2 separate regions of the Homo sapiens genome follow, and region 2 is linked to region 1. Evidence: read pairs that join two places in POLR2A ChIA-PET (ENCODE). Cell type or tissue: A673. All regions are shown on one strand. Links, peaks and the distances in the headings refer to the core of each region. The heading gives the core; the rest is flanking DNA.

Region 1 (16,644 bases), core at 7,265-11,264:
TGTGTGTGTATGTGTGTGTGTGTGTGTGTTGCAATGCTGGCCTATTTTGCTGCCAGGGAATGAGAGATGCACTGCAATTTAAGTCCCATCATCTGCTGTTTTGTTTATGTGTGGAGAATGCTTAGTAAAACTGCACAAACAAGTGAAGTTGTAATTATCTTAAGCCTCATTTGCACACCTAGTTCCAAAGCAATAATTAAAAGGATTTTGAAAACAATTAGCCTCTCTAAACAAAGATAATCTATTGTCAGTAGCTGAGACTAGCAGGAGATAAGAACAATGCGTGGAGATAAGGGAAGCCAAATGGTGGAAGGAGAGTGACTTTATGACTATACTTATCTCTGATTAGATAAGTTCAAAACAGAATTCTAAGTACACTTCAAAAATGCTTTTGATTTCAATGTGCCCTCTTAGTGAGTGGTGAAGAACAAACTGTAGGCTCCTTAAACTGGCTTGTCTTCTTCAAATATGTTTTGATTCCTTTAGCCAAAGAGCCCAGCACTACAGAACCTTTTGCATATTGAGATGCAAGTGGGAGAAGGAGAAGCATGTCTTGGTTTCCTCTTTTATTATTAATATGGTTTTAAAATGATGCACCCAGTACAGTGCACCCTGCAACATACATTCTAAACTCATAAAGGGTTCCCACCTCAGGGCTGCCACATGGGAGATTCCAAGTAGACAGGAAGCTGCTTCTCTGCTGAACATAATGTTTTCTGCATCCTTGAAACTCTTGCTTATTCCATGCAATTAGATCTTGGAAGCAGATGCTGATATTTCATTACCTTAGGCTTTTTTTTTAAAAAAATGCATTTAATAGGTGTGCATGCTTTCAAAAGAGCCTCTGCCATATAGTATGCCCAATGACTTTCTAAACTGGAAGCCTGGCACTGCTAAACCCAGAGCCATGTCTGGTAATTTCCCCTCACTGTCTTATTTTAGTGCTTATGATGTTTCACATGAAGTCTTAAGGAGCTGCAGTGCCCTCCCAGAAGGAATGCCTCTGCTTGAAACAGTCCTTATTGACATGGCAGCTGTGTGAGGACCGGAACGGAGGCTTAAACCCGGCTCTAAAAATCAGTTAATACCCTAAAGTCTGGAGCAAGTGCGCACAATTACAATGGGGGGAGGGTCTTTAAGCACAACCACGTCTCTTAAAAGACAAACAGTATGTTGAGTATGGGGTGTGCTTTGTAATTAACAATTTTGTATAAGGAAATGAGGCATAGCCTGCACAAATAAGGGCAGGTATAAATTTACAGAGGATGACAGCAGAGATGGCAATTAGACACAAATAGGACCACCTTTTTTTCCCGGCTTCCTCCAGACCTACCTGCCCATTTCTTTTTATCTGTCTTCAAAAGGAACCAGGACGTACTACATTGCCGTCATCTGGGAAGACGACGTGTAGAAGGTGTGATTGCGGGAACCCGGGCAGAAAAGAGGTGCTCTTCCTCGGAGGCCGTGACTGGGCCGGCCAACATTTTTCCTCCCGCTTAATCCAATAGATCGCGTAACTGGAAAGGGAAAGTGCTATGCGCTTTATACCAAGGAGTCTACCTGCTATTTCGATCCCTCGGTTAGGGGAACCAATTGTTATAAATGTTAATTATTGGCTCGGATATATAAGGTTTCCCAAAATGGAACCTTTCACTGAAAACCGCTGAAAGAGGTAAAATGACATGAATTTACAAACCACCTAAACTAAATGATCCATTTTAAATCGCACACAGAAAGGTTTGAGTTGTTCTCGTAACATAAAACCTTTGCTGTCAATGCAAATCGCACGAAAAGCAGAGATGCGTTGGAGATTTAAAGGAAATGAGCAACTCTAGCCAGCCGGCTGCTGCCCTCGCTGCAGCGCGGCTCGGGAGGGAACACCGCTGGCAAGGAGCGCCCGATGCCAGGTTTCGGCTCTCCAGTGCCTCCTCTGTGCAGGTAACGGCCGCGTGCGCTTTAGTCGATGAAAAAGCATTCAGTGGGACAGCATTAGCTGTTGCTAGGGTTTCTCGGCTGGGTTGACAGGCCTTGATGCAAACACCCCTAGCTGGGACCCACTTGTTTCCCTTCTGGCTTGTAGCAAGATAGTTAGGGGCTCCCGGGCCGCTTTCTTGGAATTCTTTCACCATCCAGAACGACGGTGAGGATTCTACTCTACCTACAAATATTTGGAAAGGGAGGGCATAGAGAGGTGTTTCTTCAATAAATTCGTGTCATCGCTCTGGGGCAGTGCGGAGACTCCCCAAATCCGGCTGAAGTGCCAAAATTCTTTTTCCTCTGCTTAGTCGGAAACTCCGGGTGCCCTCGACCCTTGGGAACTCCGGCTCCGATGGCCGGCGTGGCGCCGGAGCAGCAGCCCACCTGCTCCTGGGGGACGCCGCTCCCCGCGAGGTCTGAATAGGCCTGGGGCTCAGGCAGAGAGATTTGCGGACTCAGAGAAGAGAAACCCAAAACCAGTCCATTAGTAAATGAGTTTTGTGTTGTCAAGGTTCTTTCCCATCCACTTGCTGTTCTGAAAAATAGATCACGTTTCGTTATCTTTAGTGGGAATCTGCAACGTGACACCGGATCCGCGCGGCCCCCGCCTCCCTCCCTGCCTCGCTCTGCCTGGCTGAGGGGAGCAGGCGGGCCTCCTCAGCTTATTTCTGAACAATGAAGATTTGTCTCTTCCCCAAGTGTATTTATGTATGTATGGAGGGAGGAAGTTTTCTCCTGGAAGCGGGAAGCTCGAGAGCAGAGCCTCCTACTTCTTTGGTGCGAAAACGCTGCGCTGGCCCAAGATTCAGGGCGACTGACGCCCCCCACCACCTCCACCGCCCACACCTGGACAAACAGAGCCAGCTGTGAGCCTGGCTCGCCGCTGAAAACCCTGCCGCCCCGCGCGGCTCCCGAAAATACCATCTCCGTATTGTCTCGAGGTCAGGGAAGGGAGAAAGAGAGAAACACACACAGACTGATGGACCGACTGAGGGTCAAGCACTGGGAGGGAGCTCAGACTGGAGGGGAACAGAGCTGGGGTGTGTGTCTTTGGAAGAGTTATTCTCTCTCTCCCTCTACGTGTGTCCCCGTGGCAGGTCTTTCCCAGAGTGTGTCTCTAACTCTTTTCTCCATCTGAAAGAGGACGCTCGTTCATTCTGTCTGTATGTGAACCTGTTTCTCATTCTCTCTCCTTATCTCTCTCTCTTCTTTCTCATTGTTTTTCCTCTTCCTCTTCTCATCCTCCTCTTTCTTCCTCCTTCCCTCCCTCTCCCTTCCCCTCGGCTCTGGGCGCTCGTTTTTTTCTCTCCGGGACTGGGCGCTGTGAGGTTTCACAGAGTGTGCTTATGTCACCCACTGAGGCAGCGCAGGTAAGTTCTCTTGAAAGTAGACCCTCAAGTCTGGGCGGTGTAGTAGGCCTTACTTGGCGAGAACCTTTCACAGGGAGTGGAGGGCGGGCAATAGATGGTGTAGCCTGCACGGAGGGCGGGCAAAGGTGTATTGGCCACCTAGGGGAGAAAAGGGTTAACAAATTGCCCTCTGAGAAAGCTCTGACCAATCGCCAGGTTTGAGCTAGAAGACCCTACTCAACATCAGATGCCAACTACCTCTCTGGAAAGTGGAGCCAAGGTGTCACAAGAAACAATTCTTAAGAATTAAAGGGACTCTGCGCCCCACCCCCCATTCCCTGTTTTTTAAAATGTCTCCTTAGGGCAGGTTTATGAAATGAAACTCTCCAAAACCGCTATCTTCCATTGAATTTCCAATCAACTTTTTTTTCTCAACTTATGTACATCCTGAATACCACATCTGTCTAAGCTAAAAAGAATTTCCTTTTGGGAGGTGAAAGCCTGCAGCTCCTCCTGTTCAGAGGAAAGTGCTAGTGACGGTAATGCAGGGTGACACTAAATAAACAGTTAGGGTGGACTGGAAAGATGGAGTTAATTATCCAGTGAGCTGCATTTCAGCCCAGACCATCAGGGGCTGATTTGTTTTGGCTCATATTTGGAGGAAGGAGACAAACCACTCTTCTCCACATCTCCTTGGGATCCTGATCATTCATGTCTTCAACAAAACAAAAAACAAAAACCACTACCCAGGTATCACTGCTTCACTTAAATTTTGGTTTATTACTCCTCTGCAGGCTCTGAAAAAATGTCCACTCCATTGCCCCATATCCCTGGAGGGAAGAACCAAAGCGACTCAAAAATGTACTCCCACGAGAAGAAAAATCAAGCTATTTGGAGTCCAAATGGTAAGGAGGCCCAGTGACAAGGAAAGCAGACATTTAGCACCCCTCCCCATCTCTTCACTTGAATTCTTACAATAAGCTTATAAAACTATGTGTTTATAAAAACTAAGATATTGGCTTGGTTTCATGATGGTTTTACTCCACTCTCCAAAAAAATCAGGCTTCGTGAAATTTGAAATGCAATTAGATTTATCGTTAGCGTGATTCACTGACTATCTGGTTTCCTCAGGTAAACCTGCACTTACATATAAATCCTAGTAATTTGAAACTTCTCCCTACCCACTTTGCCCACCCACTCCCCCCCCACCCCCGCATTCTGATATTAATAATCCCCGGCTGCCCCTCTTTCCGGGTCATTACGGTACTGCTGGTCTCTAATCAATCCTAATGCGATGGCAATTGGAGTCCCTGATGACTGCGGCTCGGGTTTCTTGTAATGGCTCTACCACATTTTCCTGGACCTCCTTCTTTAACCTGAGATGCCAGGGGGACAAGTCTCTTCTCGGCTGCTGATTACTTCAAGATGTGGGGGCTGGTTTGAACTGAAGGATAAAGACACGCGCACAGCGTGGCTGCCACAGCAGGCTGGGCGGCTGGGGAGAGCAGACGTCTGCACGCGGGGCGCCGCAACCCGAAAACCTTTCGCTACTCTCTTTTCTTTCCCCCATTTTCCAGGCCCAAACTCACCCTGGTGGACCGAGATGAAGATTCTCAGAGCAGATTTTTTTTTTTTTTCCTGGTGCGGAAAGGCCTGGTGGTCTCTGGGACTCTCCAGTTATCGAGCGTTCCCACCCTACAGCGTCCGCCCAGGCGCAGGCCTGCCCCTAGTTCAGGAGTGAACCCCTTCTCCCATTGCAAAGAGCCAGCTTCTTTTTCCTTCGGGTTGTTTTCTCCCAATGCCTTCCTCCTCCCCAATTGCCCAATTGTAGAGTGGGTGTCCTGAAGAGAAACTGGAATCTCTGTCCCGCCCCCCCGCCCCCATCTCATTCACTAACCCTTGACCTTTCTCCTGTTCCTCATCCCAGCAGTGCCTGAAGTTCCCAACCTGTTCCTGACCCAAACCCCAGACCCTGAGACCAGAAGCTTGGCCTGGTCATGTTGGGATATGACCTCTTCTCCCTCGACCTTTGGGGATTCGTCGCTGGGAATCCTTAGCCTTTAGAGATAAAGGGCCAACACTCCTTTCTCGCTGGTGCCACCCGGAGACGACCACAAGTGGGAACTTGCGCCTGCCTCCCTTCTCCCCGGCCGAAAGCTCTAGTTCGCCTCCCCTACCCCCGGTCCAGGCTCGGCAGCGAGGCAATCAGCACGTTCGCGGCATTTGTATTCTTCCATTTCTCAGCCTAAGCCATTTAGTGTAACCCGAGCTCAGGATAATTGCCACGTCTCTGCCGTGATACTTTTTAAAACAAGATAATGCTTCTGAATTGCGGAAGAAAGTGCTGCGGACAAATTGGGCGCTGAGCTGCTGAGATGGATCGCTTTGTTAGTGGAGGCCAGTGGTTTGTGACTCAATTAGTGCATTTCTGGGAGCCGCCTGTGTTGTACAGTAGGGTCAGCTGGAAGCAAACTACCCCTGTGGCTCCCACAAGCGGGTAGGAATTCGGGGGATGGGAGCACTTCAGGCCTGTACCTCAGTCGGTGCATACCCAAGCCGTGGGATCTGTTTTTGCATTCTCACACGAGCATATTGCTCGGGTTCTAAAGGATCCAGATTTTCGCAGACAGAAGCTCGACCGCCTCTGTTCCCAAAAGGGCCGAGCGGCGTTTGTCTGAATCACCAGTCCTCTGAGCAGTGGGAAAAGAGATACTGGGTAGAGGGTGCTGGGAAGGTGCCCACTCATCCATGCCCCTCTGCGCGTCTCGCCCACTCGCTTAGGCTTGGACTTTGCAACAAGGTTTCCAACACCGCTGCAGTGCTTGACAAAGCCCTCCTGGAAGCCAGCAGGGTGAGGCTGCCAGCAAGCAGGCGGGCTGCGAGGGACGCTTTTAGGACTAGGAAGAAGGCCGTAAGATCTTTCCTTACCTCTACTCAAGTTCACCCGCCACCCTCACCCATCAACCCTCGTGCAGGCCCGGGTCCACGTTTCGCGGACTGATCCTGAGCCTCAGTATAACTCGCTGTGCCAGGTGCGCGCGCGCAGCCAAGTATCCGCGCGCGGACGCCGGGGAGGCTTCACCGCCCGGTGTGCTGGCGGCCCCGCCCGCTGGCTCGCAGAGCGGGGTCTCGCAGAGCTGGGCCTCACCCGTCGCCCCGCCGCCTGCACCAGAAACTCCCTCCCCGGGCTGTGCGGGAGCTCTTGGGCGCCGCGTCTGCGCCGGGGCCGACTCCGCCCAGGCTTGTAGCCAGAGGTCGCGCTATCTCGCCGGGCTGGCCCGGCGCTCTCTGGGGTTGTTCCCTCGGGCGGTGCATGGGGCCCACAGGCGTCGGGGCTTGAGGGAAGAGGGGCCGGGGCCTGAAGGGCGGGGACCACAACGAGGCGCGGGGAGGTCAGTGGAGCGGAGAGCCGGCGCAGGCCGGCGGCGGCGCGGCCGGAGGAGAAAGAGGGCGCTGTCTTCCTGGCAAAGGAGTTTTCGCCTGGCCGGCAGGAACCGAAACAACAACAACAACAAAAAAAAAAGAAAGAAAGAAAATCTGCTCCGCCGAGTCCCCGGAGTGAAGAGCGCGCGGCGGGAAGGGTCTGGGGTAGCGGAGCGGATTCTCGGCCCAAAGCCTGGGGACCGCTCAGCCCACCTTGGCTTCGCCAGCGCCACGTAGCCCCGGACGGCACTCGCGAGGAGGGAGTTTTCTTTGGCTTCTTTAGCTGTTTCCATAATCGCCTTCTTTTAGGGCCATCCCTCCCTCACTTTTTCCCTCCAAAAACTGGAGGCGTTGGGATAAGGACGGCGACGCTTCGCTGGCGAATGAGGTGCCTCAATTTGCCCGAGGCGAGCGGGGAAATCGGGATCTCCTTTCATGAAGCCGAGTTGGCTTCTCGGTTTCGTGGAATCTGCGGCCGGAAGCCGCGACCCCAGCCAGTCATTCGCGTTGAAGCGCCGCAGCAAGTGGCAATGCTTTTGGCCGCGCATTGCCCAGGAACAGCAAAGAGATGGAAGACCCTCTCATTTACCATCACCAACTGGTCGGGGAGCACACGCAGAGACCAATAAGGTCCCAAAGACAACTACTATCAACCATTCTCCACCCAAATCCACACATCAAAAAGACTGAACTTGTATTAATGCGGGTGAAACAGCCATCCCTCCATTCCAAAAGTACATACTTCTCTGTCATCTACCCAGGATAATTTGTTCTTGCCTTTCCATGAGCGTAGTAAACCAGGCAAAGCAAAACAAAAGGATCCCAGACTCACTTATCTTCTGCCTTGAAAGGTCGCTCTGGATTCATGGACATATTTAAAGGCCCTCCTGATTTGTACATAGATACTAGAGCCGATCATCTCCATCCACCTCTGCCGCCAGAGCGCCTCAAACTCCAGTCTCTATTTGAATTTCCTGTGAAGTCTTGACTCTTCTGTAGCCCCTCCAGTAGAATCCAGGTGGCCTTGTAGTTCCGCCTTTGGCAGGAGACTTATTTCCTAGGAGTAACTGGGTGGGCTGCAGTCCGCCTGCCTCTTCACATTGAGAAGCGCTTCTCTTGTGGGAACGTCTGTTTCTATTCAGCGGATTTTCTAATTTCTTTGATCAGCCTAAATATTTTCTTGGCAAACGGAAATTGACCATGCCATGAATATGATAACAACCTGCTTGGAAAAAAAGCTATTTTGTTTCCAAGCAGCAGAAAAAAAGGGGTGGGGGGACGGTGAAGGAGGCTGGCTGTTAGGAATGCCTGTAACAGATTCCAGCACATACATCTTTTTGCAGTCTCTGAAGCAGCTTTGTGAAAACTGCCTTTTCTCTCTCGTGAAGCTTCTTTCCTTCCTCTCCTCCTCTCAGTTAAACACACACCTGGTCTCCTAAAAGCCTTTGATACTCTTTATTAAAAAATAGAACTTCAATGGATGCCTCAGGAGACTTTCCCTTTAAAACATAGATGAAAGGCAAGGTTAATACAATGTTCTCTTAATCCCTTTGCCTTCTGAGTCAAAATAAATATTTTCTTCTGCATGTGATTGTACATCCTGCCATTTGGCTATGGCTATAAGCAAATTGACGGTAATAAAAATGTTTTGAGGCTGTGTATTAAATGCCGTTCTCTTGAAACCAAGGGAGGGGAGGGAGGAGCCTTACTTCACAGGCAAGAATTGGTGGATTTCTGAAAAAGCTGCAAGAAAAGGACCTTTCACCTCTCATTAGTGATGCCATCAGTGCTCAGGCAGAGTGGAGCTGAGGTCATGTTACATATGGCACACAGTCTGCTCAGCACTTGAAACGTCAGCTTTGAAATTTTAGAGAGGGGAAAGGTCATCTTTAATAAGCTAAAGTCTGGGGCTCCCATTGCCCTCACTGCTAGCTGGGTGGGTGTCCATATGCTTCAAACCCTATGCAAAAGTTTTTTTCTTTTTCTTTTTAATTTGCAGTTTAAGGCTGATTTTTGTTTCTTCATTGAAATCTTAATGTTTTCAGCTGTTAATACTCCAAAAGGCCTTTCATTTTTATAGCAACTTCGTCATCTTTCCTTTTCTTTTCATGCAGTCATAAAACTGTCTGTTCTGAGTGATAGCTTTTTAGAGCTCAACTTCCCAGGAGAAATGAAGTGTATCTGTCCATCTGCATACATGAATCCAGACATGTGGGCTATAGGGTTACCCTTCTGTATGGGTAATTTAGACTTCACTCTTGTGTACTCATTATTTACTGAACCTTCAAAACACTGAAACTTCCATATTATATGAAAACACTAGTTTCTGAAAACTTCCTGGGTACTACTAAAATTTTTTATGCCAGTTACTGAAATTTCACATTTTATTTTTACCATGTGGGAGAAACTCTCAAATCAGAATATACTGCTTTTTCTAGAAGGCTTGAAATTAAGACTACCCAACAGATGCTATAATGGTAGATACAGTACTGAAAAAAAAGGTGCTAACATCTCACTTCCTTGTTCAGAAAATATTAGAAACATTTGTGATTGTTTCATCCTCAAATTTGTTCAAGAAGTGAAGTCAACCAAACCAAGGCAACTGGCCGGACACAGTAGCTCACACCTGTAATCACAGCACTTTGGGAGGCCAAGGTGGGCGGATCACCTGAGGTCAGGAGTTCGAGACCAGCCTGGCCAATATAGTGAAACCCCATTTCTACTAAAAATACAGAAATTGGCTGGGCATGGTGGCGCATGCTTGTAATCCCAGATACTCAGGAGGCTGAGGCAGGAGAATCACTTGAACCTGGGCAGCAGAGGTTGCAGTGAGCCGAGATCGCACCACTGCACTCCAGCCTGGATGACAGAGCAAGACTACATCTCAAAACAAAACAAAACAAAAAAACCAAAGCAACTGAACTATCCCCAGATCTCTTTGCAGCCACTGTAAAGATGGATAAAAATACCTTTAGGTAGGCCAGGCGCAGTGGCTCAAGCCTGTAATCCCAACACTTTGGGAGGCTGAGGTGGGGCGCATCACAAGGTCAGGCGTTCGAGACCAGCCTGGCCAACATGGTGAAACCCCGTCTCTACCGAAAATACAAAAATTAGCCGGGCGTGGTGGCGCTCACCTGTAATCCCAGCTACTCAAGAGGCTGAGGCAGGAGAATTGCTTGAACCCAGGAGGCAGAGGTTGCAGTGAGTTGAGATCGTGCCACTGCACTCCAGCTTGGGCGACAAGAGTGAGACTACGTCTCAACAAAAATAATAATAATACTTTTATGTCACCCTGTAAGGAACTTCTCAATAGTGATTTGTTACTGAGTTCCAGAACATTTTTTTTTTCATATGGACCCACAGTCCAAGAGGAGTAGCCTTAACACACCATTACATGTATTCCTCACTTATTTTTCTTTGTATCTGTCAACGCATTTTTTTTTCCTTTTTTATAGATAGGATCTTGCTACATTTTCCAGGCTGGACTCAAACTCCTGGGCTCAAGCAATCCTCCCACAATAGCCTCCTGAGTAGCTGGGACTACAGGCATGTGCCACCATGCCTGGCTACTTGTCAACCTTTTTTTTTTTTTTTTTTTTTTTTGAGACGGAGTCTCCCTGTGTCGCCCAGGCTGGAGCGCAGTGGTACAATCTCTGCTCACCGCAACCTCTGCCTCTGGGGTTCAAGCGATTCTCTTGCCTCAGTCTTCTGAGTAGCTGGGATTACAGGCGCCCGCCACCATGACCGGCTAATTTTTGTATTTTTAGTAGAAACAAGGTTTCACCAGGTTGGCCAGGCTGGTCTCAAACTCCTGACCTCAAGTGATCCCCCACCCGAGTCTCAGCCTTCCAAAGTGCTGGGATTACAGTTGTGAGTCACCGCACCCAGACCTTGTCAACCCATTTTATCTGTTTATATATACCAGATTCTGATTCTTTTTCCAGTTTTTTCTTTTTTCATAAAGGTTACATATCTTGTGCTTATAAAATTAACTTTAAAAATAACACAACAATGTATGCTAATCGGTTTCAAACAAGTAGACTCAATGATACTTTGAAATCCTTTTTCCTACTCTGCAAATCGAAAATATTGGAACAATCTTTAAACATTCTCTTGAGCCAACTAGGGGTTCCTCATTACTAAAGAATTTAATGATGGCGATATGCAGATAGGTGTTGGTTTTGCTTTGTGTCTAATCAGATTCTCAAAAATCCTTAATTTTGAATGAGCAAAATTTTAAAATAACAGTTTTGCATAATTGCAACTGAAACTATAAATGGGAAGGATGATTTTTACAACCAAATGACATCAAGTAAATAATTTATTTCTAATCACTTTGCTACATTAGGGTTTACTGCTAATGAGCTAGTGGACTTTGTGATACTTTAGCTAACCCAAGGCACTTGAGGCTTTGATGACCCAAATGGTTTAGTAAGTTCAATCAATCTAGTCAATAGAAAGTGAAGATAAAGATGCACGCTGTGGTCTTAGGGAGTGCAAGTGCATGCATATGTGTGTGTGCATGTGTGTTTGGGAGGGAGATTATGTTGCTTTTTCAATTTTAAAGTTCCCCAAATACTCCAGGAAAATTTATGAGCAGATTGCATCACTCTAGTAAGCCTGAAAAAACAAGAAGTGAAATACTTCAAGAGGCAGATTCATTAATGATAGGTTAATAACTCATTAACAGCCTATACAAGGAATAGTAATAATTTTTTTTCTTTTTTCTTTCTTTTTTTTTTTTTTTTTTTTTGAGGAGTCTCACTCTGTAACCCAGGCTGGAGTGCAATGACACGATCTCAGCCTCACTGCAACCTCCGCCTCCCAGGTTCAAGCGATTCTCCTGCCTCAGCCTCCCAAGTAGCTGGGATTACAGGTGCCTGCCACCATGCCCAGCTAATTTTTGTATTTTTAGAAGAGACCAGGTTTCACTATATTGGTCAGGCTGGTCTTGAACTCCTAACCTCAGGTGATCCACCCACCTCAGCCTCTCAATGTTCTGGGATTATAGGTGTGAGCCACTGCACACAGCCCAATTTTCATTTCTTTTACCATACCTCATTCAAGAACATGTAATATTTTACAAGCCTGATCTCATCCATCTCAAAATTTTGGGAAATATCATCCTTATTACAAACAGTGATTATCTCTATTACAAAAACATAGCAAGAGCTGGGCACAGTGACTCAAGCCTGTAATGCCAACACTTTAGGAGGCTGAGATGGGAGGATCACTTGAGCCCAGGAGTTCAAGACCAGCCTGGGAAACATAGTGAGACCCTGTCTCTACAAAAAAATTTTAAAAGCCGGGCATGGTGATATGTGTCTCTGGTCCCAGTTACTGCAGAGGCTGTAGCCAGAGGATTACTTGAGCCCAGGAGTTTGAGGCTATAGCGAGCTATGATTGTACCACTGCACTTCAGCCTGGGCAACAGAGCAAGACCCTGTTTAAAAAAAAAAATCCAAAACACCGTGGCAGAGAGGTCGCATAATTTGCTTAAGGTAATATAATTCAGAGGCAGTTTGGGGGCAAGAGCTATAAATCCCAGATCCTTCCCAATTTATTTAAAAGGCAATTTTTCGCAAAGAGGTCAGTGATTAAAGTGACTTGGATTTAGTGAGTTTTTGTAAAATATTTTTCTCCTCTATAATTCAGGGTCAAGATTTGTGAGAAATTTGATAAATGTCTTTAAATTACCAAGAAAAACGATGTAACATGAAGTGGCATCAGCCCACCTAGATCTGGTAGTTCTTCCATTCTGTCTGGAAGTAAGCCATAGTCTTAGTTGGTACAAATGTCATGTGGGAGGAGACATACAGATTACAGAACCATGAGGTAATTACTACAGCTTAACTGTCCCACACAGAAGCTATTAAGTGATCATAAACAGAGTTACAATAGAATACACATTCTATGACAAGATTTGGCCTGTACTTTTAATGCTTACAATTCTTTCTTTGGCTTATTGAGGAGAAGAAATATAAGATACACTAGAAATTAAGAATTTGGTTGATCTTTAGGGCAATGCTTCACAAACTGTAATGTACATGCAATTGACCTGAAGCATTTATAAAATACAGTTTACAGGACCCTGCCCCAAGAGTTTCTGATTCCCTCGGTTTAAAGTGGGACCATGAAATCTGCATTTTAACAAGCACCCCAGATAATTTTTTTTTGAGACAGAGTTTCGCTCTGTTGCCCAGGCTGGAGTGCAATGGCACGATGTCGGCTCACTGCCACCTCCGCCTCCCGGGTTCCAACAATTCGCCAGCCTCAGCCTCCAGAGTAGCTGGGATTACAGGCGCTCGCCACCATGTCCAGCTAAGTTTTGTATTTTTAGTAGAGATGGAGTTTTACCATGTTGGCCAGGCTGGTCTCAAACTTCTGACCTCAGGTGATCCACCCACCTCAGCCTCCCAGAGTGCTGGAATTACAGGCATGAGCCACCGTGCCTGGCCGCACCCCAGATAATTTTGATGCAACTGGTCGGTGGGCTATCCTTTGAGAATAAACATCCACTCTGCCTAAGAGTAGAGCATAACAAATCAGCAGGAATAAAATCTAAACTTCAAATTTTTACCTAATCAAAATTTACTTTTCTTTGTACCATTCTAAAGAGGACTTGTAGATTAGATTTTTGGCAGGATGGGAGGAGAATCTTTGGGTTTCTGAAGAATTTTGTAGGAATTAAAATGTTTCTAACTAGTAATTAGGTATGAAATCATTTGTCCTTTTTAAGTGATTGGTCTTGCTAAATGAGATAGTAGGAAGTGACACCAGATCAGGAGTGACAAGAAAGAAAAACCTCTGAAGAAAATCCAAGCACCGTTGCAAAAATTAAGCAAATCTCATCATCCAATGAACACTGCAGAGTATCCAGTATTGCTAGCTAAATGCCAGCTTAAAAGGCCAAAAATTTTTAAACATCTCTTCATTGTACATGACCCCTGTGGAATACTGTGACTCAATTAGACCTGCCCTCCCTCAAGATTTGCAAGAAATGGAGAAGCTCTGGAGAGTTGTCACAATATGATAAAAGGAGTAGAAAATAGACTGTATGAAGAAGTTAAAAGTGGTTGTCCAGGCTGGGCACAGTGGCTCACGCCTGTAATCCCAGCACTTTGGGAGGCTGAGGCAGGCAGATTACCTGAGGTCTGGAGTTCAAGACCAGCCTGGCCAAAATGGTGAAATCCCGTCTCTACTAAAAACACAAAAATTAGCCAGGCATGGTGGTACGTGCCTGCAGTCCCAGCTACTTGGGAGGCTGAGACAGAAAAATCACATGAGCCCGGGAGTCAGAGGTTGCTGTGAGCAGAGATCACACCACTGCACTCCAGCCTGGGCGACAGAGGGAGACTCCGTCTCAAAAAAAAAAAAAAAAAAAAAGTGGTTTTCTACATTGCAAATAGAGGTCATTTTTTGCTTATAAAGGTTTATAAAGGGTTTTTATAATAAATAACATAAATCACAGCTTCTCATTTATAAAAGATATTAAATACTGAAAAAATTAATAATCATAATTTATAATATTTTCCCTTTAAAGATAACTTGAAAATGAGATAATAGAAACATAGACGCCAGACTCTTTGCTGTTGGAAGAGGCTGAGAAGTCAATTGGCAGTTGAACCTGCCAATCTTAGTAGAATCCTTTAGAAAACATTCTTGATGGGACAGCCCTCAGCTCTGCTTAAACACTTGAATATTGGAGACCTCATTATTTCACATCTGTCTTGCATATTTCAAGACACATCAAAACAAGAAAGATGTGCATGGTGATCATAAAGTCACATGGAACCCATGATCCTGTACAAACTAGATAAAATGTGAGTAACGTGGAGGGGCTCTTCTAATTACTTGTTGGTCAAGTAGAAAATAAACTGTACTAGCTAAACTGCTTTCTCAAGTTTCCATTTTAGGTATTTCTACTGTTTGCCCACTGCCTAGTAGACTGCTGGAGTTCACTATAGGAAAAGTAAATATTGTCATTTCAAATAAAGCACTGTTTATTATATAACAGAACAGAGGCTGCTTTCTATTTTTGAGACTCTGCTAAATTAATTGCGGACAGTAGCCAAAGCAGCTGCCCAGGAGATGGTGTTTTCCAACAGCTGCGGTTCTTAAAGCTAAACTGGGATTCATGTTTGTCTATAATGTGGCATCACATTGTTCTTTTCATCAAATGTATTTGGCTGCTATTGGGATTTCATAAATGCGGGTACCATTTGTACTACTTTACTAGCCCATTTGACTCCTGCATTGAGGACAAATGATAAGCCAAGACAGATAAAGCCAAAGTTGGAGGCTTCCATGAATGAGAGTCAGCCCAAATTCTTCTAAATGAAAGAGAAACGATGGCCTTAATGCCCATTTCCATCTAAAACAGGGTTTCAAAAACTTTGGTAGGTTGAGACTGGGCTCAGTACTTTTAATAATGTTTTAATAATGTTTCCACATCCATTTTGATCTGGTGCCCATACTTTGCTACCTACAGTTTGAGAAACACTGGTCTAAATCAGTGATAGGGAAAATAAATCTGGACTGAGTGGTGATTTAAGAGAAACAAAGTTTTAGTTAAAAAGGGAATGTTATTTCGGGAGTCACACTTTGCACTTCCGTAACACTTTCCGTCTTTCAAAGGGCTTCTTACACTTGATCCTCACTTGTGAGATGGATTAGGAAGGACAATATTATTAACTTTATTTTACAAATAAAGAAACTGAGACAGAGTAGCTAAGTAACTGGATATGGGGGCTAGAAGCCTGAGCTTTCCCATCTTTGTTTACACAATTCAGTCTCATTTTTAGTATATCAAAACATATAGATAAACCTCAAGCTCTTTAATGGCTATAACATATTTCATGGGTATTATTTTAATTATCTATTTTAGATAATTTAGATAATCATTGAAGACATGTTGATGAACATGTCTTTTTTCCCCAAGCTTTTTCTTGTATGACTAATGTTTTATTACTATCTTTTCACACATATCTTTGAGTACTTGTATGAATATTTTGTTAGGGTAAATTGCTAAAAGTTAAATTGCTGAGTCAAAGGGTATATATATATTTTTACATATATATGTGTGTACATGTATGTGTGTGTATATATATACCCACACATATATACATACACCCACCCACACACACACACACATACACACACACACACACACACACACATATATATTTTTTCAGACAGTGTCTCACTCTGTTGCCCAGACTAGAGTGCAGTGGCACAGTCACAGCTCACTGCAGCTTCCACCTCCTGGGCTCAAGCAATCTTCCCTCCTCAACCTATTGAGTAGCTGGGACTGCAGGTACACACCACCATGCCCCACCAATTTTTTTATTTTTGTAGAGACAGGGTTTCACTACATTGCCCAGGCTGGTCTTGAACTTCTGGACTCAAGCAATCCTCCCACCTCAGTCTCCCAAAGTGCTGGGACTATAGGTGTGAGCCACCATGCCCAACTGGGGTAGATGTATTAAAATTTTGATGTATATTATTTGATTGGCCTTCAAAAATGTGTACCATTTTGTACTACCCTTGACAATATACAAAAAACTATCTTTCCCTAAATGCCTGTTTAATCTTCGCGAATAATTGGGAAAATGCGGCAAATTTAAAATTTTTCATTTTTATTATTAATGCAGTTAGCATCTTTCAAAATTATGTCTAAGTAAATATAAAGAGATGATAAGAAAGTGTACAAATCTAAAGTATACAGGTCAATGGCTTTTTAACATATGTATCATCTGAGTAACCATCATCCAGATACATAACACATTTCTACTATTAATACCTCAGAAAGTTCTCTCTTGCCACTTTACCCACCTACCCAGAGACGATCAGGCAAAGTGAATTATTATTAGAAGTCAGAAGACTTCTAATATTA
Region 2 (16,644 bases), core at 5,650-9,649, 380 kb after region 1:
TTAATTCTTTTGAATTTTTCGCAAAAGCTTTCAAAACTATAGTTAATAATTATATTTATATCATCATCATTTTCCATTTTATTCATTGTGTTTTTTCTTAAAGCCACGTAACATTCCATTGAGTATGCTGTTCTAAATATTTTCAAATGTTGGGTATATAGAGTTTTCCTCCAGCTTCTCAATATTATAATAATATATTCAACAGCTTCACATACATAGAATTTTCTCTATTTTATTTTCTTAGATTGCCACTACATTTTTATTGCTCTTGCTACATATAATCATTGTTTTTCCAAGAGATAGTACTAATTGGCACGATCACTAGCAATGTATGAAGTCCAGTTGTGCCACATCCTTGAATATTTTTGTTTACTAATTTTGCTAGATTAATTGAAACAGTCTCATTATTTCTTTAATTAGCACCAGTGATTGGATTTTCTTCATGTGTATTTACTAGTTGTATTTCTTTCATGAATTGTTTCTCCTTTGCATACAAATCTATTGAGGTCTTGGGAATTAACTTTAACTTTTAAAAATGTCTACATATGTATCTCACATATTGCTCATATTGCTATCACATAAAAATATCTACTTTTTGGTATTTTAAGTATATCCTTCTGGCTTTATATGTGCATCCAGTTTTGTTTTTTTCAATGAACAAATACAAAATCACGTTAACCTACCTTTTTCTCATTCTGTATTCTAATGCCTTTATATGAAAATTTTAATATTTTACAATTGGTGATTAATGCCCTTTCCTGAAATTTGGAAAAATGTATATAGAAAACTATAAAGAAGAAAAATGACCTATTATTTTACCACCCAGAGATAATGGCTATCAATATATTTTAGTTCCTTTCCATTTTTAATGCATCCATGTTTTTCCTCAAAATTATCATGCTATATACACACAAATATATGATGTTTACTGAATATTCAGTATATTGTTATTTCAAAATTATCATGGTCTTGGAGGTTTGTTTTCAATTTTTATTATTTTAAATGTTTTCAGTAAACATCTTTTTATAAAAGTCTTTGTTCTTCAGGAACAGAAAACCAAACACCGCATGTTCTCACTCGTAAGTGAGAGTTGAGCAATGAGAGCACATGAACACAGGGAGGGGAACATCACAGACTGGGGCCTGTTGGTGGGTGGGGGCAAGGGGAGGGGGAGCATTAGGACAAATACCTAATGCATGCAGGGCTTAAAACCTAGATGACGGGTTGATAGGTGCAGCATACCACCATGGCACATGTATACCTACGTAACAAGCCTGCACATTCTGCACATGTTCTACGGAACTTAAATAAAATAAAAATTTACAAAAAGTGTATGTTCTTATTATTTTTAATAGTCTTTTATAAGTGTTTTCAAGTATATAATTATTTGAAAATTCTTTATATCTATTGCCAAATTGCTTTCCAGAAAGGTAATTTATATAATTTGCATTTTCACCAGCTTTTTACACACCTCATCACTCCTCACTAATGTTGACTATTATCTTATTTTTAAATATTTATTAATTCAGTAGTTGGAAATGGCATCTCTTTGTTTTTATTCATTTCTAAATGTCAATTCATTAATAAGAAAAATAGGATCCCACAAGAACATTTTAATGAAAGGAAGTAGGCTTTTCCTAATAGCTGGTTGTAATGGTTATAACTCTGTGTGTGTGTGTGTGTGTGTGTGTGTGTGTGTGTGTGTGTGTGTGTCAGAACAAACACTGGAGTCCCATGCCTAAAGTAGAACTTTTTTTATAATAGATATTGGTATCTTGATGGACAAACACTACTAATAATCATATGTGTTGGCATTGTGTTCCCTCTTGCACTTCTTCCCAAAATAGGTAAGTCTTTATAGAGCACATTATTTGTTTAGAAAAAGGAAAGAAGGGAGGGAGGGAAAGAGAGACAAATATTAAGGGGCTTTAAAATTTCACAGTACCACATTTTTGGCAGAAGGATGGTGGTTGTGTATAATTTTAAACTTGGCCTTATTTTAGGTTGTTCAGCCTTCAGCCCTGCCTAGTTAACCTATTACTTGGTTTGCAGTAGTATTTTGTCTGCCCCACTAAAATAAAATCTTTACAGCGGAACATTAAAGAGCAGCCTTTCCTTACAGTGTACCATTAGTGGTAAGCCAGTTCCAATTCTGCTGTACAGAGCTACATAAATGATCTGTGACAGATAGTTGGAATGTTGTTATTCTGAGCCCTAAGCCCCAGATACCAACCACTATAATAGAAAACATGCCTAAGATGTATAGCTTTAGTTGTACGTTAAAATCGCTTTCCTTATAAATTGCTTTTTATTTTACTGTTATTTTACAGGCTTTCTTGGCTACACAAGTAGTTTATCATTTTTCTTTATGATGTTCTTTGCTCTTGTGGTAAGTTTAAAATATAATACATTGCTTATCTCCTCACTAAAATTGGACTCATTGTGTTAGTCTTTTTTACTTTTAACTGTTTTGTGTTGGGAAGGGTATCTCATTTTATTTCACTGTGTTATTAAAAGCACTTTTGTTCCATTAAATTATTTCCTTCATTGTATCTATTTTGAAGAGGCTTAGCTAGAACAGCATTTCAAATTCAGCATTTCTTGTGGTTAACTAGAGAGGAGAGCGTGCCAATTCTGTTAAAATCCTAGATGGAGTGTAATTCTTTGTGTAGGTGTGTAAATTTATTCCTGTACCATACTGTATGAAGAATCAGTCTGGTTCTAATCTGTAAAATCTGTTTGAGACTAGTCATCTTAATTTTGAAACTTTATTCCATTAATAAAAAAACAGAGCTTCTGGTACTACATTGAGGAGATCTAGTAAGAACTGGGTTGACTGAATTCTATTTTGTCTGGTTTATTCAGCATAGATAAATTCTCATAAAAACACTACTACAAATATTTTTCTTCACATGTGGGATATATTCCTTATTTTTTAATTAGCTCATTTTTATTATATAAAAATATCAGATGGTAAATTTAACTTATTTTGATATTATAAAATAATATAAAGATAAGAATTTAAATTTATTTCCTTCTAATTCTTCTAAAACATCTTAACATTCTAAAGATAGTACCTTTGTGTGAAATTTTTTAAGTCTTTTTTCTTTGTATAGCAGTTTATTCCATAATCAGTATCTAAATGTCAAACCTTAAGTAGAAATAAACATTTTTAACTTTCCAAGAATATACATGTCCAAATGAGCTTTTCATAAGCTTGGTTCAACTCTTTCTTGTTTTTGAAAATGCATGAAAGAAACAGCCATATGTAAGAGCAGAACAGCACATCAGTAGTTAAGCCATATTAAAGATCCAGATTTCAAAGCTGTCAAAACAACCTAGGGTGCATTTAACTTAGGCTAAGCTATCTTCTGAGACACAGGGATAAAATAACTTTAAATTATTTAAACAAAGTGGAAGTGACTCTGATTTTAGTATATATAAGCATTTATTCTCTATTGAATGCTCTTAAAACTAAAAACATTTAACAGTGTTTACATTTAATCATTTGTTGAATTTAACAACATTAAAATCATTCCTCTTCTTCTCTCCCCAGTTGTCTGACTTATATCTTACAGATAAGTGAATTGAACATACACTTTGTAGGCTCCATATTGAAAAAGAAAAAAACTAAATATTTCCATCATCATTTGATTGTTGAGAAGTGTGGTTAGAAGTGGCCTACATATGCAAATGAATGTATGGATATTAAAGAGAATCAGTATAGATAACATATTGAATTTTTCTCTCACAGATAATTGGCAATGCAATCATTGCATAGATAGGAGTAATTTAGTTTTCATAGCCAATAGCTTAAAGCAGGTTAAATGTATTGATATGATATGTCTACTGTAGTTTTGTTTCTGTCATGACAGATACTCTTTAATTCAATGCAGATTTCTAATGTAGCAGCCATATGGAAATAATACCCATATTCTACATTTATTGTAATGCCTTATAAACCATCTGCTCAGATTTTTACCTGTGAGCACAGTTTAATCTACAGTGGGGCAATGAAGAATACTCTGTATGCTTTTTTAAATACTCTTTTTAATTGGCATGTTTATTTTATTATTTATTTATTTATTTATTTTGAGACAGAGTTTTGCTCTGTCACCCAGGGTGGAGTGCAGTGGCACGATCTCAGTTCACTGTGACTTACATCTCCTGGGTTCAAGCAATTCTCCTGACTCAGCCTCCCAAGTAGCTGGGATTTCAGGTGCATGCTAATTTTTTTTTTTTTTTTTTGTATTTTTAGTAGAGATGGTGTTTCACCATGTTAGCCAGGCAAGTCTTGAACTCCTGACCTCAAGTGATCCACCCACCTCGGCCTCCCAAAGTGCTGGGATTACAGGCGTGAGCCACCGTGCCCAGCCACCATATTTATTTTAGATTCTCTGAATGTTATCTTTTAAAATACATAGTGGTTAGGAAAAGGAAACGTATATATATTAACCCAGAATTTTGGAAGGATACCAGTTTTTCATTTATTATTCTTGTCAATATGTGTTTGTAAATATGTATAGCATTTATATCATATTTTTTAAAAATCAGTTCAGGAACTATTATTTTCTTATATTCTTTGAATAATATAAACTAAAACCTATATTTTATCTGTTCTCCCAGATCTGTATTTTCATTAAAAAAATTTAACCTAAATTTTTGCCCCCTCTAAAATATTTTGCAATTTTAAAAATAAATTATATCTGTCTCAGAATGATACCATCAAGATGGATTTACCTTTTTTTGGTAAATTTACTTTTTTTTTGGTGTATTTTAGAGCACAAGCGGATTACCATTCGTTCTAAAAGTTCTATCTTAAGTACAGATTAGTATTCTAAGCAACGTTTTAATACGTCGGTAATCCAGTTAGACAACTTTTTTTTTTAAGAGACAGAATCTCACTCTCTCCAGTCACCCAGACTGGAGTGCAGTGGCATGATCATAGCTCACTGCAGACTCAAACTGCCGGGCTTAGGTGATTCTTCTGCCTCAGCTTCCTGAATCACTAGAACTACAGCTGCATACCACCACGCCTGGATAATTTTTTTTTTTTTTTTTTTGAGATGGAGTCTCACTCTGTCACCCAGGCTGGAGTGCAGTGGCGCCATCTCGGCTCACTGCAAGCTCCGCCTCCCAGGTTCACAGCATTCTCTTGCCTCAGCCTCACGAGTAGCTGGAACCATAGGCACCCGCCACCACGCCTGGCTAATTTTTTGTATTTTTAGTAGAGACAGGGTTTGACCGTGTTAGCCAGGATGGTCTCGATCTCCAGACCTCATGATCCGCCCGCCTGGGCCTCCCAAAGTGCTGGGATTACAGGTGTGAGCCACCGCGCCTGGCCAGATAAATTTTTTTTTAAATGTTGGTAGAGACAGAGTCCCATTATGTTGCCCAGGCTAGCCTTGAACTCCTATGTTCAAGTGATCCTCCCACCTTGGCCTCCCAAAGTGCTGAGATTATAGGCGTGAGCCACTGCACTGGCCTGAAATAGAGAATTATTTAAATGGTTTTTAGTCAGAAGCTTTGCTTCTACTGAACACTATGTTAGGCATTTTAGGATGTGGAAATTTAACCTGGACACTAGTCTTAAGGATCTGTCAATCTAGTAGGGGAGATAAATTTCTTTTCAAACATGGAGAACAGTGTGTGCAATATATAAATAAGTATTGATATATTTGCTTCAGAATAAGAGTCTCAAGAGTTGAGAGGAGAGAAGGCTCACTGAGAGCTAGAGTAAAGAAGGATTTTAGAGGAAATACAACTTGAGTTGAGCCACAAAAGAAGCAAAGGGCTTAGAGCAGAGAGAAGGAAGGGAGGCCTTTTGTGCAAGTGAACAAATATTTTTAATACTTAGTCTCCTTTTTCCCTTTGTCATTCCAACCCCAAGACTTACCTTCTTACCAACCTAAGCAAGGACTTCCTGTTAATCTTTCCTCTCTGTTGTTGGGTCTCGTTTCACTCCCGTTCTGTACTTCTGCTTTGTGGGACATCATCTCTATCCACCCCATACCACCATACAGGCTTGGAGTTGGGATGGATCTTTGCAGAGAAATTAGCTGTAGTAACTGAACTGTCTATTAATATAAAATCAGGCTACTTCTTATTTTTTTCAAATTAATAAAAATTAATGATAATATTGCACTTTGGAGCATTGCTTTGAAATATTTTGATTTGAAAGCTTAAGAAATAACAACTGATAAATGAGGCAGCTCACATACAGAGTTTATCTAGGTACCTGGTGCACAGCAAGTCCTCAGTAAATGATTTTTTCTGCCAACACTACCACTGTTAGTTAGGGGAAAATATAAGAAACTGAATTTGGGCCTGTGCAGTGGCTCACGCCTGTAATCCCACACTTTGGGAGCCTGGGACAGGCGGATTACTTGAGCCTAGGAGTTTGAGACCAGCCTGGGCAACATGGCAAAATCTATTCTCTACAAAAAACACAAAAATTAGCTGGGTGTGATGGCCACACACCTGTAGTCCCAGGCACTCGGGAGGCTGAGGTGGAAGGATGGTTTGAGCCTGGGAGGTGGAGGTTGCAGTGAGCTGAGATTGTGTTACTGCACTCCAGGCTGGGTGACAGAGTGAGACCCTGTCTTAAAAAAAACAAGAAAAGAAACTGAATTTGGAGCAGTTTCACCCTCACCTCATCCTCATCGTTTTTTTTTGTTGTTGTTGTTTTTCTTTGAAAACCTATAAAGATAATGATGGTGAGATTATTGCTTTTGATTTTGTTATTTCCTTTTGGTAAGTTGACCGTTTCATTTTATGTCATATTGAAAACTTACCTAGAAATGTCAAAGCAGCTTGTCTAGTTTATCCTTCTACAGTAATTTTTTTCTTGGTGAGGTTTTTAATTAAGAGTGATTCTTTAGTTCACTCATTAACTTAATCCTAAAAGTATATGTTTTCCTTATATTTGTTTTATCACTGTGTAAAATTTTGATTAAATTAGTCAAAATCCAAAACTAGGTAAATACCAAGTAGGAATAGAAATTGTGTTTACATATTGGTCTCCTACAAAGAACAAATACTTCCTTTATTCTTTCTTGTCCTTTTGTGCACTGGGATTCACCCTGGAGCAAACATTTACAGAGTAATTATGTGCCCTGAAACAACAGCAACAATGGTAATATTGACAGAGCCACAGCTATAGGTCTGATAACAGGATGGCCACAATTAAGAGTAAAAACATGAAACATTTTCATTGATTAATTCTGGGAAACAGCATCCCTCTGGATTTCTTTTAATGTTTTTTTTGTTTGTTTGTTTGTTTTTACCAGCTGGAGTTCCCTAGCTATATGCTCCTATTCCAGCCAGCTTTCTCCACATTAACCAAAAATAATTCAGATCTGTAAAAGTAAGGAGGGGCAGCACTTAATGTGTACATCAGAAATCCCTGAGCTCCTTCTGAGTATAAAGTCTGTACTTATTTCTTCCTGTGGCCTTTCCATAAACTGCTGTTAAATGTTTCTCTATTCACTAATACCTACTCTACAAATAACCATATTCCTGTGTGACAGTCACTGAAAACATCATGTTCCTGTTTTGAGTTGCACTTAAAAAAAAATGCCTTGATGCTGTTGGAATTTTGAAAGTTGACACAGGAGTACCCTTAGTCTTTAATGGGGGAGATCTCTACTTAACACCCTGCAGTCTCCAACCGCCTCCCTACCACAGGTGACCATGTTAAATGTTGACCCCATTCTAACCGGGAAAAGTCACAGAAGCAGAGACTCTTCTATTAGCATCTTATTTAATTGAAATGATACTGACCTATTTCAATTCAGTTTCTTATTAATTTTATAAGAAATGATCTGAGTGCTGATTCTGTTTACTTTTTTAGGTAATAATTAAAAAATGGTCCATCCCTTGTCCTCTGACATTAAATTATGTAGAGAAAGGTTTCCAGGTAATAGCTTATATTTTCTTTTCAGTTTCTTCCTTTTTATTTTAACTAAAAAGAAAAGAAAGACTAATGATTCTTTTCTGATTGATGAAAAAGTAATGGCTATATTGCATTTTAGAACTTTGTTTTGAAATACTTTCATTTGAAAGCCTAGTAATAATAAATTCATCATTTTTATTGATATATTCTGAAATTTAATGGCTGTTGGTTTCTCTTTTTCCCCTCAATGCTCTTAAACAGATTTCAAATGTTACAGATGATTGTAAGCCAAAGCTCTTTCATTTCTCCAAAGAGGTGTGTAAGTTATTAACAGATACTTTTAGTTGATTTTTCACATTTCAAGTTTTAAGAGGTTTGTGTAACAGGGTCTCTTAGGTCTTTGTACCTGTGACTAATTAATTTTCATGAAAGTGCTAAGTATAGGATTGCCTACCAGAAGACTACTATTATTTAACACAGGGTGGCCTATTATGAAACAGCCACCTTTTTTTTTTTTTTTTTTTTTTTCCTGGTATGCCTTTGAATGGAGCCTGTTTTAAATGGGCCTCTGCCTGAAAGAACAGATTTACCGAATGTCTGGTCTGGCCAATAAGGTCCTCTGTGTATACCAACTTCCTGTTGCCCTCTGCACTTGTAAAGCTAAATAGCCAATTATATCAAAAACTCTTCCCCTGTGAGTAGAACCTTGGTCTGTAGCTAAACAGCCTCATCATTGGACTAGGGATTGAGCACTGCCAATATATCTTCTGGCCGACATTCCAAAGTTGAAATTCATGATGCCAGGAGTAGAGACTAGGAGACCAAGTCCCTTTGCCTTCCCTAAAAGCCATAGGATACTGGAAATGCCTGTAAGAGCCCCTGAGCATCAGCAGAGGAGACAAGAACTGTGACATGGATGGTCTCTGCTTTACCACTCTAGAAGAGCTCAAAGTCTTCCCTGTTGCTGCAGGCTTATTTGTCTATACTTTCTGACTCTGCTGAAATGCTATTTTGTATAGTTCCCAGATGCTAGAATCCCCCCTGCTCATGTAAAACTCTATTAGTGTAGAATGTTAGCTTGGTTACTCCACCATGCAGAATTTTCCTTTTTATCTCTAGTTTTTAAATGAGAAATATCTCTCTGGTCCCAAAAGGGAGATTACCACATCTTTTACATGGTAAAGACCTCCAGGTGCCGTAAAGATCTAGGTAGGATAATTGACAAGCCAGGAAACTGAGCAATATATGAAATGGAGAATTTGTGAATTAAACTCTCATTTTCCTAGTCCAGCCTCAGGAAACACTACAGCTTCCTCTCTCCTAACCCCCTTCAGATATTTTAAGACTCTAGGCATTATGTCCCAAGATAGGTCTTCATTTCTGGAATTTCTTTTGTTTAAGAGCCTGAAGTTAGTTAAGTGGAAATTTTTTTAGAGCAGAAAGGAGAAAATAGATCACCATCGTCTATTTGGTAAAGATGGTATTTTCACTTAAATGGTAACTTTTTTTGCTTTACTCTGACTCTTAAGTATTCTAATAATAAAAACAAAACAAAACCTTATATTTGTATATTACATTGGATCTCTTAAGAGTTTGTAGGTCTAGAATAAATGATATTCATTCCCATTGAAAGAGATCCTAATCAAAGATGCTGGCAATATTAAAATGTGATTAATATTTTCAGTATTCCCTTGGATTGAGTTCATGAAAGCAGGTTCAAGAGCATTAACTATTAGTGCTGCTTAGAGTAATAAGATACATTTAAATTGTGCGTACATTTAGAAGACAGAGAATTAAAAAAGAGCATTTCTAAAATGTTATTTTTATCTCATTTAAATATTATTTATCTTATGTAATTTTTAAAATCTTATCCAGATAATGTAGAAGTAGTGATTGTAGTAAAAGCAGCATGGTATGGGCAGCCAAATAAAAAATATTCTGGCTAGTACAGGCAAGCCCACTATCAAATAAAATATTTGCTGGATCACAAGTGTTTTTCTCTTTTAAAAAATTCTTATTTTATAAAGAGAAGACTCATTAAAGATGAAATAAATGTAATCAAATTGATTTTTTAAAGAACTGAGTTTGTTGTCAAATGAAATAATGGTTTCAGTAGAGTGGCATTTAATAATTTTGTCTCTTTAAAATTTTTTTCAGAGTGCTTATGCCTTACCAACCATGGCTTTTTCATTTCTCTGCCATACCTCAATATTGCCCATATACTGTGAACTTCAAAGGTACTGTAGAATCCTGGAATATTTTAAATATATTGTGTATCTTTTTACCTCTAAGGCTTTCGGATTGAATGACATCCTCTTTTATTAATCCTTTCCTCTCATCAGTGGATCCTAAGTGTTAGTTTAAAACAAAACAAACAAGAGTTAGTTCTGTCCAAGTTAAGAATGTTTCCTAGAAGTGTAATCTTTGAGGCTGGCCTGTAATCCCAGCACTTTGGGAGGCCGAGGCAGGCGGGTCACCTGAGGTCAGGAGTTCAAGACCAGCCTGGCCAACATGGTGAAACCCCGTCTCTACTAAAAATACAAAAAAAATAGCCGGACGTGGTGGCGGGCACCTGTAATCCCAGCTACTTGTGAGGCTGAGGCAGGAGAATCGCTTGAACCCAGGAGGTGGAGGTTACAGTGAGCCGAGATCACACTACTGTATTCCAGCCTGGGCGACAGAGCAAGACTCTGTCTCAAAAAAAAAAAAAGGAAGAAGTGTAATCTTTGTGTACTAATTTCGAATGAGGACTTCTAGTGTATAGTTATTGATGGAGTTGTTCTTGAATGAGGAATTCTCTCGACCAGCTTAGGACATACTTGTTTCTTTACATATAATTCAGATCACTTATTCTACCTTTGTCATTTTTGTCTTTTAGTCCTTCAAAGAAAAGAATGCAGAATGTTACCAATACAGCAATTGCTTTAAGTTTTCTCATTTATTTTATATCTGCACTCTTTGGGTACCTCACTTTTTATGGTAAGTACATTTTAAAATTATAGATGACAAAATAATAGTTACATAGATGGCCTCACGCCAATCTATAGACTTTACCTATGCCTTTTATTACTAAGTTAATTTGCTCAGATCACCAAATTACAATGCAGTACTGTGGTGGCTCTTGAGGCCTAAACAATTGGATTATCTTTCTTTTAGAAAGGTAGTTCAGGTTTAAGATTAATGACTTCTTATGAAAATTTTCTTAAACACTTAAGTAAAACTTCAGGCTTAGGGACATGATTCTTTCTATAAGAAAAAATGTGCAATTTTAATGATTCTGTTTTTCTTAAATTTTGAATTCAATATATTAGTCTAATTCAGAAGTGTGGGGGTTGGGTGAGTCAGTCATCTTAATTGCAAAAGAACAAGTTGAGAAAGGAAAGGGTTTTACACAGAACTATATCTGTATACTTAGATGTCAGACATCTCTGCCTTCAGATCTAATTATCACAGGATTCAGCAGATGTGCATTCTATGATGCACCATGACCTTCCTCCTTAATTATTTTTACAGGTTCTTTTAAATTTATGCAACAAAAATAAAATTGTGTTTTATTTCTTTTGCAAAAACTGTCTGCTTTGTATGTTGACTTTTTTTCCTCTTCTGATAAGAACCTCAAGAAAAAGTAAAGTTCTGTGTACACCATCAGGAAAAGCATTATTTCCAATGTGAGCATGGTGCCCTGCTAGAGACGCTACAAAGAAAGTTAAAACAGATTGTCAAGCTTTTCTGATCATCATTAATAAAACAAAATTACTTAAATATATAAACTTTATTTTTGGATGTTGGGTTTGTTAGTTTTTATACAGACTTGAACTCAATAAGACTTTTCTGTGTCAATAAGATACTGTAACAGGGTCTCTTGGGATCCAAAAATATTTTGTATAGTGGAATAGCTATATATTTCTTTTATTAAAATTGCTACCTGGCACAAACACTATTATATTTAGGGATCTTCAGCAATAAGAAAAAGTCCAAAAAAACTGACCTCCTTCTTCTCCCTATGGATAAATAGAACTATCTGGAAGAAACCTCAGATGGCTTGCCAATATCCAGGCTGGCTGAGAAATTGTTAGATGAATCACCATTAGGTGCTTAGAAACTGTATTAAATTGTAGCTGTATTAGATTGAAAGGGATGTGGAGGAAGGATGGAAGCTAATACATTTATTGAGCTAACATTTAAGACAGTGTCAGGTATTTTATATATACTCCCTAACTTAATCCTTATAACAATTCTGCAAGCTCAGTGTAGGTTCATTTAGGTTGAGTAATTAGACCAGATACTTGAAGCCAGTTAATAGTGGAATTGGGATTTGAATCTAGTTTTGTCTCTCTCCAAAGCCAATGCCTTTATTACTGTGTTGTCTACTCAGAAATTGTGCTATAGAAGCCAGATTTCCTTTATTCCAAGTTTTTGTTAAGGTGATCTTTTAGAAAAATATGACTCACTTAAGCTCTAGGCATCTATCTATGTATGTATCTATGTATAATCTATCTATCTAACATTGCTGCTTGAACACAAAGGCTAAAGGTTTTCATCATGTAGATGGCATGTTTCCTAGACAGGGATTTGTCTAATATCAAGTAAAACCATTATGTTGTCTCTGATTTAATCTCTTCTCCACTAATGCAAATTCTTCAGAGTATGCAAATTTTATATAATAGAGAAATACACATCTAAGAAAATCACATGGTAGGTAGGTATATGATTGATTAATAGGTAGGTGGGTAGGCAGATAGATGGGTGGATGAATAGATGATAGATTAGATAGATAGATAGATAGATACATACATACATACATACATACATACATACATACATACATACATACATACATAAATAGAATAAATGATACAAAAGTAGTAAGTTCTTCTCCAAAGACAGAAGAGGCAGATATTGATTTGCTCTTGGATTGTGAATCATAACCAAGAAAAACCTTTGATCATATCTTTCTACCAGGATAACAGGAGCTTTGTGTCATAGGAAGAAATTGCTGGTTGAACCTGAGATCTTATAAGGGCTAGCCTCAACTTAAGGCTTCCAATTCATTTTACAGATGAACAACTAAAGCCCAGAGAGGTGAAGTGACCTGTCACAGAATTAAAGGCAGGTTTCCTGAATACTAATCCAGTGTTATTTCTGCTACTTTGTGATAATCTTTGTAAACTTAATACCCTGTTTGACAATGTGTATTAAACAGGACAGCCTCCTGACTTCAATGGCATATATAACTTGCAGAGATCACCATTAGGCCCTTTCTGAGATTTGTAGAGATTTGTCTGAATCCAGGGAAGCATGCACCACTCTATCCCTCACATATGTTATGGCTCAGTTAAGAACACAGAGTGACTGGCTCAGAAGAAGTGTTTTCATCCTGGGAAAGTAGAAAGTGGACATGTGACATCTATTTTGAATTTGTAATAAATCTAGTTCTTCAAGATTCAGGAGCTGCTTTGGATCCTTTTATCCAGAGCTCCTAAAGTTTAATTTCTAAATTTGTCAGATTAAAGGGACTTATAGGTATGTACCTAGATTAATGATACTTGCTCTGATTACAGCTGTGAAAGGAAGAGAAAAGGGTTCCTCTGGTGAGCCAGGCCAGTGCCCAAATGTTGCATAATAACCAGGCCATTTAAAAAGTCTATGAGGTTGTTAAGCAAGAAGTGTTAATAGCTCATTTTATGATTCAGAAAATGGAAATAAAATAGTTTGCCATATTTCTCCAAAGACTCACAAGTATCTCACAGATTTGGAAATAGAATCCAGATTTCCTGGCTCTTCTTAGTCTCCTACTTAGTCCAAATCCCACATTGTGTAAAGTATGTTTTTGATACTTTGGACAATTCATTTCTCTCCTGTTTCCATTATCACTAGTCTAGTTCAGATTCTCTTTACCTCTCAGTGATTGTAACAGTAGCTGTTATGCCTGTTTGGGGTCTCTTTTTCTTCCAATCCGTACTCCTGCTTTAGTTCAGATCATAATACACTGTTCTTTGTAAGTCATTATTGCATTTCTGTGGCCTACCAGGTTGAGGCCACATCTCATGCAGAACTGTATTACTAGGTCTGAAATGCATTTCCAGCCCTATCACCCACACACTGTTTCATCCACTGTAGTACTTACTAGACCACTTATTTTCTCAGATGCACATTCCCTTTGCTTTGTTTGTGCTGCTCCTTGCTTCTAGAGAATCTCTTCCCCCACATCTTTGAACATCAGCACACATTCATTGACTCATGTAATGTTCTCAGTAACCCTATAGTTTAGTATATGGCCATCCCCATTTTAAAGATGTAGGAACTGAGAGACTCAGTGTAAGTTGCTAGTTACTGGTGGGGTTTGAACATGTTCTATGTCATCACAGTTTAGAATCTCCATAGCTCTTGTTTAGAACTCTCTGGCCACTTACATGTGTATATCACACTTTCTATCATAGCTATGTGTATTCATCTCATCTCTTCTTAAAGTTCCCTGAGAACAGAGGTATGTTTCCTTTTGTTTTTGGTTTCCCTCAAAGTATCCTTTCTGAAACACTCTCAAATTAAAAGGCACCATTCTATTTTAAGTACAAACTGATATTTTCCCACAAAACACTGATATCCAGTGTTTCTGAGCACCCTCAGTCTTCTTTCCCCTTGTCTGGGTTGAGGTTAGGGAGACATTGTGAGAATGCAAGAACACTGGAGCAAAGCTTGGTCGGCATGTATAAATCCTATTGCTGACCACCACACACTGGCCTACTAAGTAAGACATTTCCCTAACACTTCTCTTTTTTTCATAAAACATGAATCCACAGATGAAACGTAACATGCACCAAGCTCTGAGATTCTAGAAAACGTTGTGGTATTGAGGAAAAGATGCTGTCTCTAGCACCAAAAAGAAGTAGGTGTATGGCACTGCCCCTTTGTGTTATGTGATCTTAGGCAAATCATTTAACACTTTTGGACCTACCTGCGTATTAATATTGTTATCATGGGGACTAAATTCAACAACACGTGTGAAAGCACTTTATAAACAAACAGCACAAATGTTCAAACCCTTAGATTATGGAAAAGTTCCAAAGAGATAATTTAGTATACATATTCATTGTCATAATTTGAGAGGTTCTGCTTATTCTGGTTTTTATTAAAGGAAAAAGGGTGTTAGGTTTCAAGAAGATATTTAATTAATGTCTCTGTGTTTCATAGGCTAGGGGAAAGGCCAGGATTTGGTAATGGGAATCTAAAATCTGTTATCATCCATTAGTGCAAAGGAAAACAATTTTGTTACTATTGATACCTTAGTACTTTATAATGTGATCCTTATTATTTTATTTACAGACAAAGTGGAGTCAGAATTACTAAAAGGTTATAGTAAATACTTATCACATGATGTTGTTGTCATGACTGTGAAGTTATGCATACTATTTGCTGTGCTTTTGACAGTCCCTCTAATCCACTTCCCTGTAAGTACTCTTAAAGGGTTTTGTTGCCTAGTATAGACGCTTCCTAATAGGGAAACACTAATTCTTTGCAGAATAGAATGTTTGAATCACATCTAGTCTTGTATATCTTATTCACTTGTCAAGTAATTGATCAAAGACTTCATACTTGCATATGGCCCCGTAAAAGCATAAAAATAACAGTGAGCCACTAAGCTAATTTGTGCTTTTTGAGATTTAGTTTAGATTTACGTTCTCCCACAGCATTGTTTCCAATTTAGAAACTATAGTTCTTCTAAAGTTTTGGGTTTTTCCCCCCTTTAATTCTGTATTCTGTTTTCAAAAAAATGTGCATGAAGAGGAAAAAGTCAAGTCAGGAAAAATAAGCTCCTTCTGGGTTTATTGTAAATTTATTTTCACATAAGCATTCTAGTTCAATCTTGGTGAAAATATTTTATTTGCTCTAGAATTGTAATTTAAGGGGCAAAACAGATTTTCATTGCATCTGGTTGCTATACTTGAGAATCTTAAGAATTTCTGAGAAAAAGGGAACAAAGGCTTTGGGTATAAATGCATCTGCATGGATGTCTTGAATCTCTAATGCTGAGTTTTGTAAGAGCTGGGGCTTCAAGCCTCCTCCCTGTGTGGGCTGCAGTGCCAAGATTACAGCAGGGACTGGATAAATTTTTTGGCATGTGACCGCCTGCTGTGCTCTTAGCAATGGGAAGTGTAGTGAACTATTTTTTCATATTTACAGGCTGTGAAACATATAAAATAAAATAGTAAGTGGTATTTCTTTCCCATGGCATGATTTCTTTTTCTATTATAAATTGTCTGTTTTTTTAATCTGTTGCATTTAATGAAAATCATTCTTTGAGACTTTTTTCATATTTTTATTGTTGGTAATTTTAAAAATTATGCAACCTAAAAAAATTGCATGTGAAAACTTTTTCTAGCATTAAAGCTAAGTATTTTTATGAAGCTTACACAGAAAGGGTTAGTATATAAACAGTTTATGTGTATAAATACTTTATAATAATAGTTTATGCTGTATTTTTGAAATCTAAATGATGTAGGAGGCAAAAATATCATGGTTGTTGTATATGTTTCTCTCAGCAAATATCTGGACTTTGACATTTCCTCTTCGCTATATGTTTATTTTTCTGTAATACAGGCCAGAAAAGCTGTAACAATGATGTTTTTCTCCAATTTTCCATTCTCATGGATTCGCCATTTTTTGATCACTCTAGCACTCAATATTATCATCGTTTTACTTGCAATATATGTTCCTGACATTAGAAATGTATTTGGTGTAGTTGGTAAGTT

What was found. Peaks named below come from ENCODE experiments on the same cell type or tissue, not always from the same donor. Only the 100,000 strongest peaks of a DNase experiment are listed, where the experiment ranks them.
Region 2: POLR2A ChIA-PET joins it to region 1 with 6 read pairs; 3 of 35 experiments call an interaction of 5 or more read pairs at or near these places.

What each region holds. Positions count from the first base shown.
Region 1 is chr14:60,650,602-60,667,245 of GRCh38, forward strand. No RefSeq gene overlaps it. Among named protein-coding and RNA genes, the nearest start is that of SIX1, 9.4 kb to the left of the region's middle. RefSeq lists enhancers at 1,712-2,481, 2,482-3,250, 2,880-5,132, 4,331-5,165, 6,710-7,009 and a silencer at 6,360-6,629. In A673, for the core only: no CTCF peak of the experiment used is centred there; a DNase peak (open chromatin) is centred at 8,880; H3K27ac peaks cover 1,073 bases.
Region 2 is chr14:61,035,295-61,051,938 of GRCh38, forward strand. It overlaps SLC38A6 (solute carrier family 38 member 6), which reads left to right. Exons shown (of 16, transcript NM_153811.3): 7 at 1,765-1,847; 8 at 2,331-2,389; 9 at 7,853-7,918; 10 at 8,156-8,209; 11 at 10,052-10,131; 12 at 10,773-10,873; 13 at 15,218-15,342; 14 at 16,493-16,637. LOC101927756 (a long non-coding RNA gene) reads right to left here and starts at 14,109. Exons shown (of 5, transcript XR_943921.2): 1 at 14,022-14,109; 2 at 10,180-10,242; 3 at 5,897-6,042. In A673, for the core only: no CTCF peak of the experiment used is centred there; no DNase peak of the experiment used is centred there.